Linked DNA regions of Homo sapiens: region 2 is linked to region 1. A link is a contact called in ENCODE Hi-C data. All regions are on one chromosome and are shown on one strand. Each heading gives the region's core, a stretch centred on a gene start or an enhancer-like site at or near the end of the contact. The rest is flanking DNA. Distances are from core to core; before and after follow the strand shown. Region 1 holds the start of MIR222HG (miR222/221 cluster host gene). Region 2 holds the start of RP2 (RP2 activator of ARL3 GTPase).

The links. Hi-C counts contacts between places; a loop is a spot of excess contacts on that map. Pooled maps may share reads with other maps.
Region 2: a map of CD14-positive monocyte shows a loop between it and region 1 (6-fold over the local background). The contact joins the promoter of RP2 here to the promoter of MIR222HG in region 1. A Hi-C loop is called at or near these places in 2 of 168 maps with a recorded cell type or tissue (CD14-positive monocyte and CD8-positive, alpha-beta T cell), 2 of 37 single-sample maps with no recorded cell type and 7 of 50 pooled maps.

The regions. Positions count from the first base shown.
Region 1 is chrX:45,768,556-45,772,692 of GRCh38, reverse strand. MIR222HG (miR222/221 cluster host gene) reads left to right here and starts at 2,426. Exons shown (of 2, transcript NR_170290.1): 1 at 2,426-2,608; 2 at 2,741-4,137.
Region 2 is chrX:46,834,631-46,838,767 of GRCh38, reverse strand. RP2 (RP2 activator of ARL3 GTPase) reads right to left here and starts at 1,725. Exons shown (of 5, transcript NM_006915.3): 1 at 1,566-1,725. The coding sequence starts at 1,667. RefSeq lists an enhancer at 1,594-1,733 and a silencer at 2,044-2,123.

The DNA of each region.
Region 1 (4,137 bases), core at 1,177-3,676:
TTCACATTCTATTTTCATAGCCTGTGTTTATTTCCACTGAAAGCCATATAATTATAGACTTTATGTTCTGTATCTTAGCAAGGTAACTGTCTTTAAGCCAATAAAACTTAATACATTACTACTGAAGTATGAATAAGTTTTAATAACTGAGAAATACATACACATGGTTAAAGTAGAATTCAAAAGTGTAATTTGGAAGTGCTCTCGAAATAGTTTCGTGTGATTTTAATTTCTGAAAATTAATTCTGTATGTAAATTGAATGTAGTGTTTATTCCAGTAAAACCCTGCAGGAAGTCTTTTTATAAAGTGAATAATCAACTCCTGAATTAACTGTTATACATGGTTTCAGTGTGTATACCTTTTCTGTGCTCTCATCTACCAATCTGAAAATTAGACATCTGAACATTTTTCTGTGTTTCAAATGTTGGATGTATTTCCTGTATTGTAATAAAACTAGTTATCCATCAAGGCATAATCAACAATAAATGCCAAGCCTTAGTCAGAGCAGTTGCTGACTTTGCTGAAGGTTAAAGGAAGTATGCTGAAAAGAGATAACTGTAGTTAAATTGCTCAGCCCAAGCCTTCCAGATTTTTCATGTGGGGAATTGCCCTTCTTATTACTGTATTCTTCCTGTCTACATAATACCTGGGAACAATTTACTCCATGTAATGCCACTCCCATCTTGGTAGTGAAGTTTTTACTGAAGAGGAAGACTACTAGGGCATGTCAGTATATTTAATTGGAATTTTCACTGGTGGTTTTCAAGTTTTTATTTCACAGCTTTTAGGCAGGTCGAGACTAAAGGACTGTACAGATTTTTTGGTGATGTGATTGTATTACGTGTGTGCTGTGTGTGACTAGCTCAGCTTAGAGTGTGAATTGCAGTAAATGCAAAAGTGAAAGCTGCAACATGGCTCTCATGCTCCCAACCACTTCCTGAAGAACCCGCCGCGCGGGCCCCAGACTTAGAGACTTGAATCTTCAGGATGGAAGGAGTCCAAGTCCCTCATGGTAAAGACCTCAAGTAAACCTAAATGTAGAAAACCTGTTTGCTACTCTTGTGTGAATTAAAACGTTTGGTTGCCTCCATTGTAAAAATTTCAGTGCACAGTTCTGAAATTTAAAATATTAGGGAACAGAGCCAGAGCGTTGCCATACCTTAAAAATAATCTTGCATCTCTCCTGTTTACATGATTCAATTCTTGAAACCAGTTGGAATGTGCGTCCTGATCTCTAAATGTACAAGTTATTTAAAAAAAATGTGAGCTTGTCAGCTTAGCTACAGCCACCAGTCTAATAAAACTGAGTCACATCCAAATGGGCTGCACTTAAACTACCCTCCCATTCTAGGGAAAACGTGGCTGGAGGAGGCAGTCTGAGTCATCACCTGGTTTGTTTGACATACACTTCCTTCCATAAATTGGGAATGGCAAGCGGCACAGTGTTCTGGGCTTGCCTGGGAGAAGGAGCTGTTGCAGTCTTGCACGATCAAAATAGGGCCTTTAGGTTTGAAGGATGAGGTTGAGCCCATATTTTGACTCCAAATGTCGGGGGAGGGGAGAAGAAGTCGACAGATCCAAACAAGGAACATTTGTAAGTACCATTTTTGGAGGTCGGAGCAATGGTAGGGGTGTTCGCAGTTGAATTTCTTCCTAAACATAAAAGGTGTTTAAGAGACAAATTGGGGGCATTCAAATAAAAATAAATGGGTATCTAGTTCACAAAGTGGGCTCGTTTACTTAACAAGAGTGTCCTTGATGTGTACAGTTTAAAATGATTGAGAGAGAGATGATTTGTTAGTTACCATACGAATCTGTTCTGGCAATGTTTAATTTCACTTAATTTATTTAACTATTTTAAAAGAAATGTATTTCACTTAGGAATCTTTTCATGGCCAATTTGAATCTCCTTCAGGGGTATTTTGAGGGGATGGGAAGAGAGGCTCATGTGTCTCGCACATTTTCTTACAGCGGTTTTGCAGAGGCTCACTGGAGCTTTTTAAAATAAAAAAGTTTAGAATGTAAAATTATTGGAGACTATAGAGGAAGGGGAAGGAGGAGTAGATTTATAGCTGAAGTGGGTTTGTAAACTCAGCGTCTGCTTTGGGATTATTTTTTAATATGTGCCAGACATTCTTCTGATTTTCATCCTGGCTTGGTTGTGGCTCTTTCTCTGTCTGTGTGAGGCTGGGGTGTTCCCTGTTTTAAAGCCGTAGTTGTCGCAGCCTGGGCGTTTTCTGTTTCGGCTTATGGCTTTTTTTCTCTTTTCCTGAATGAGTGTCCTTTGTGTAACCCCAGTAATTCAGAAATCCTGCAGTCATAGGGACTGCCCTATCATGTGACTTAGGTACTAGGTGCTGGCTGCGATTGGTCAGCAGCTAATTGGCGGGTCCCTATAAGAGGTCTTGGGTCGGGCGTCCGGCCACTCTCCTGCCTGGGCTGCTGCTCAACGGGGGCTGGGGGTGTGTGGGGCGGGGGTGGTCTGTCCAGTGATTCAGCCACATGTGATAGATGACCAAGTGACTGCTTTCTTGGAGTCCGCACACCAGTGGAAGACTCTCAAAGTGGTTGTGACCGACTTGATCAAACTCTAGGCTTCCTGAACTGGTAACTGTCACTTTAATATAGGTTACTGATTAAACTCAGAAAAATGCAGCTTAAAATCTTTGCCAGGAACTTGTGTGGACTTATTCCCTGTTCCCCCCCCCACCCCCCTTGTTCTGATTTGTTTTGTCACAGGAATGAAATGCAGATAACTCTTTAGAAAACTTTTGTAGGAAAAGCGCCTCGTGTGATCTGGAACAAAGACGTTTTATAATCAGATTTATCAAGCTGCGAAGAGGGAGTTTTAGTGAACGGAAGCAGCAGCATTCTGTCACCAGGAAATACTCCTTTATCCAGAATTGGTAAGTGAAAAGTGGCATTGCTCCCTAATAGATATCATATGCGTGTGTGGGAATTGAAAAATTGTTCACAGACCCCTAACAACTGTGTTGAACAGAGAACACATAAACAGTGAGGAGTTCTAAAAAAGAGCAGCACGAGAATACCGCATAAAGACTGAGAAGAAGCCAGGTAATTAACAAAAATGAGCTGAGTGCTATCAGTTTAGCTAAACATATGTAATACAGCTAGATTTGGTTGTTTTATTTTTTCTTGTTAGTGGAGGAGAAACATAAAATCAGAATGGGCTGTTTAGTAGAATTGCGACATTAACTTTCCATGGATGTAGATTTCCATTTAGTCTGAATAGCATGTATGAAATTTGAAGGGATGCTTTCAGAATTAGTCTACTTGCCCTCCTTTCCTTTCCTCTGCATTAAGATGTCAAGTATTTAGTTAGAACCTTACAAGATGAAAGTTGTACAAAATGAAAGTTCAAGTAATGCGTCGGAAACACCTCTCCTGATTGGGAAGGGTAGATTACAATGGCAATAGATTTTTGTTTTTTGTTTCTTACATTTGTGTCACGAATTTTAAGTTTGTTCTATTGGATTACATTAGTACAGCAAAAGGGGGGTTATTTCTATCTATATGGTTCATGACATTTTGAGAGGTCGTGATTAGTAGTTCTTACTGGTTTCGTATGCGTGTTCCTGCCTGTTGAATTCAGTTTTCTAATCTTGAATCTGAGCTGCCTTTATGTTAAAGGGTTCTAGAAAAAGACAATAAAGCTTTGAATACCCGTGTTATATACAACAGGTTCCTGTTCATGATGTATAAGGTAACGCAATTTTATTTTAGGCATGAATGTCTAATTTCTTGATTTGGCTTCTTAAGAATATACTGAAAAGGTTGAATAGAATAAGAAAAAGAACATTAGAAAAGAATGGTGGGTGACTGCCTGATTTTACTAGTTTCTTATTGGTCAATAGAAGTAATCATGTGATGTCTACTTATAGAAGCAAATGGAAAAAATTTTTCTTCTTTAACTGCTAACAAGTATATAGGCAATTTTAGCAATCTTCATTTATTAATTTGAATATATAATTATAACTGTTATTAACAGAATAAGTTTTGGGTAATATAGGAAATAATAATTATTTCTTTCTTTTTAAGCCAAATTGGAAGTTGAATCTACTTTTGGTTCCTGTTCTGTTACTTTCAAAATCTTAAAATCCTTAACTCAAAAGGGA
Region 2 (4,137 bases), core at 476-2,975, 1.1 Mb before region 1:
AAAAATCACAGGACACACACACTTATCTAAAAGAAGGATTAACATGAGAAGTCCTAACTAACCTGAATATTATGTTAATAAACATTAACTGTAAAACAATTTATTGTGAAACGATGAGTCATAGGCAGCCAAGACTACTATAAATAAAAAAGGCATTTTATTTAGTTTAGATTTAGCCTGAGTTCAAAAGAAAAAACTAAAATAAAAATGAAATATGCAACTTTCTCTAAGGCAGACAATTCAAGCTAAAAGAACATTGTTAGAAAGCCAAAGGCTGAGGAAAACAATATCTTTTAAAAACCGCCCATCAGATAACTTTAAATGGCAGGTGCAATCTTCTTGTGAAATAGAAAGCATAGTACTTTCTTCCCCTACATTATAAAATGCTACTATCGAGTATGACTAACAGAGAATAAAGGTACCATGTGACCCAAGAAGGGTGTGTATGAGAAGTAGGGGCAGAAAGACGGGGCTGAGAAAAGCTGCAAAAAGCTTTCAATTTCCTAACTCTGACTCTTAGAGACCAGAGCTTACCTGAATACATTCTGCTGGGGATTGGAAATCATGCAGAAAGGTCTGTGATTCCAAAACGTTAATACATTTATTATAAAGTAATCTTGGGTAAAGATATGTTGCCTTAAGCAAAGAGTTAACTGTTCATAATACCCATTTGAAAAATCTCTCATTTTGTTTGGGAGAAATAATTGATAAGTCCATCAAAGTAGTTTAGTAAGCACAAATGGAGAACTATGTAGAAAGAGGAACTATTATGAAATGTATGACCGAGTGTGTTTTGTGTAAGACTAATGGAGGTTTTCAAAGGTTTTTCGTTTCTGGCTATATACAAAAATAAAAATAAGGGCGTTTTCATTCATTTAAACCAGCAGTAAAATACTGCCTGGTTTATGCCGCTTATTTTCACCTTACAGTCTTAATACACATTCCAAGACTGATGCGATATTCATTATTTCTTTCGGATAACTGGAAGAGGAGGGGGAGTAAAGCTGTACATTAAACAGTCCACTTGGTAATTGAGAAAATTCAGCAGTGAAATATATCATGAGGCACCAAAGAGATTTGCCGGGGAGGGCAGACAAAAGAGAAAACAGCCACAGAACATTAAGCCCCGGAAGAGATGAGAATCGGTCCCATATACGTAACTCGACGACTGGACAAAACCCCGCTTGACGCTGCCGGTGGGTGAAACGAGGTGATTTGAGATTCAGGGCGTTCTCGGCTCTTTCCCTCTCTCGAATCGATCATCTCCAACAGGAAGTCAGAGCAAGGCAGGGTTCGGAGTCAGAGAAAGCTCCCGGGGGAGTCTGTCTACCACGACAACAAACTCCTAAGGCTCCTTCCGGAGCTCCACAGCCCTCTGGGCGGCCTCTCTAGCGCTGTACTTCACGTCCCCGCTCCCCAAAAAAGTCGTGCACCCCGACTTCAGCTATCCGCGTTCAAGAGAGTGCGGCAGCAGTTGGGTCGGCCCCCTCAGCGGTCCCGGGCCGTAAGGGACCTGGCGGAGCGGCTCAGGGAGGCTGAGACGGCGGCTACACGACTTTCATTACCTTCTCGCGCTGATCCCAGCTGTACTGCTTTGGCCGCTCCTCCTCGTTCTCGGGCCGCGACTCCTTGTCAGCCTTCCGTCTCTTGGAGAAGAAGCAGCCCATGGTCCCAGCCCGCGGAGCTCGTTGGCCAGCTCACTAGCTCAGGCACTTCCTAGAGTGTGGCGTGAACCCTGGGAACCCCGGCCTCGCAGCTCTCCGGACAACGCCCCGCGGAACCGCCCAACGGTCCGCAGCCTTAGTTTGCCCGCCAGGCCCAGCACCCCTTCCCCTTTTTCGTCGCCCTGACGACCCAGCGCAGCCAATGAACGCTCAGCGCCTGTTGAGCCAATCAAAGCCTCTCGAGCAATCCTGCGCGGCCTATGAAGAGAGGCCGACATACCCACATACCAATCCACGCCTGGCTCCTGCGACAGCCCCTGGCGGCGGGGCGGGCCGGCTCTGGCGCAAGCACGGACAACCCCGCCCACAGCTGTGGCACGGACCGCCCTCGGCCCCGCCCCTCCTGGAACTTGGTGGGTTCTCTAGCTGGTGGGAGGCCAGGCTCGGTATCCGGGTTTTTTTTGCCCCTGATTCATAAATTTGCAAGTTCAAGGCGCGGGAGAGATCTCTAGTTGAACATTAGATTTATCTTATGATGAAAGTTGTGAGGGACAGAAATTCCCGCTGACACAAGAAGACCCTGAAATTTGTATTTCTAAATCCTCTTCTCCCCTCATCACCCTTCCTACCGCCCTCTCATCGCCTGGCCAGGGTCACCCCCTCAAGAATTGTACCCCATAACCTCCCAATCCTCTTCTGTGCTCTTTCTTTCTTTCTTTCTTTCTTTCTTTCTTTCTTTCTTTCTTTCTTTCTTTCTTTCTTTCTTTTTCTTTCACAGGGTCTCGCTATGTCACTCAGGCTGCAGTGGCACAATCATAACTCACTGCAACCTTGCAACTTTGCAACCTTGACTTCCTGGGCTCAAGCGATCCTCCTGCCTCAGCCTCCTTCCTGAGTAGCTGGAACTACAAGCAAGCACCACCATGCCCACCTATTTTTTTTTTTTTTTACTTTTGTAGAAATGGGGTCTTGCTATGTCGCCCAGGCTGGTCTTGAACTCCTGGGCCCAAGCGATCATCCTGCCTCAGCCTCTCAAGGTGCTGGGATTACAGGCAGGACCCACCGCACCCCAGGCTGCTTCTGTGTTTTCTTAAGACTTTCACATATGGCTCTAAAATTGCACAAGTACTTAGTAAAATAGTTAATTGTGTATTGTTTCCCTATTTGAACTGTGACTTTCTTGAGATCAAAAAGGTATATCTTTTTTTTTTTTTTTTTTTTTTGATGGAGTTTTTGCTCTTGTCGCCCAGGCTGGAGTGCAGCAGTGCCATCTCGGCTCACTGCAACCTCCGCCTCCCGGGTTCAAGTGATTATCCTGCCTCAGCCTCCAGAGTAGCTGGGACTGCAGGCGCCTGCCACTACGCCCGGCTAATTTTTGTATTTTTAGTAGAGACGGGGTTTCACCATGTTGGGCAGGCTGGTCTCGATCTCCTGACCTCAGGTGATCTGCCCGCCTCGGCCTCCCAAAGTGCTGGGATGACAGGCATGAGCCACCGCGCCTGGCCTAAAAGGTATGTCATAAAGGGCATGCAGGGCCGGGCGCGGTGGCTCACGGCTGTCATCCCAGCACTTTGGGAGGCCGAGGCGGTAGGATCATGAGGTCAGGAGATCGAGACCATCCTGCTCAACACAGTGAAACCCCGTCTGGTGAAACCCCGTCTCTACTAAAAATACAAAAATTAGCCGGGCGTAGTGGCGTGTGCCTGTAGTCCCAGCTACTCGGGAGGCTGAGGCAGGAGAATTGCTTGAACCCAGGAGGTGGAGGTTGCAGTGAGCCAAGATGGCGCCGCTGCACTCCAGCCTGGGCGACAGAGGGAGACTCTGTCTAAAAAAAAAAAAAAAAAAAAAAACCAGAGCCGGGGGGGGCGGGCACGGTGGCTCACGCCTGTAATCCCAGCACTTTGGGAAGCCAAGGCGGGCGGATCACAAGGTCAGGAGTTCGAGACCAGCCTGGCCAATATGGTGAAACCTCATCTCTACTAAAAATACAAAAATTAACCGGGCATGGTGGCGGGCGCCTGTAGTCCCACCTACTCGGGAGGCTGAGGCAGGAGAATAGCTTGAACCCAGAAGGCGGAGGTTGCAGTGAGCCGAGATGGCGCCACTCCACTCCAGCCTGGGCGACAGAGCAAGACTCCGTCTCAAAAAAAAAAAAAAAAAAAGGCAGTGGGGAGGAAAGCTGAGGGGAGGGATGTACCTTTGAATCTCCTACACCTGGCCCAAGTCCATACTAGGTGCTCAATACAACGTTTGTCAAATGAATGAATGCATGCATGGGTGCTAGTGAAGGAAGCATTTATAAACTTCCCCCATCCCTTCCCAAAGAAAGTGACCAAACTGTGGGGGTGGGAGGCATGTGGATTTATGGTAAAGGGGTTCTCCTCATGGAGTTTATAGCCTCGTTGAGGACATAAGCATTGCATATGAACGATCAGATCTGTTCTAAGCAAATGGCATAGGGTTCGTCAGAATA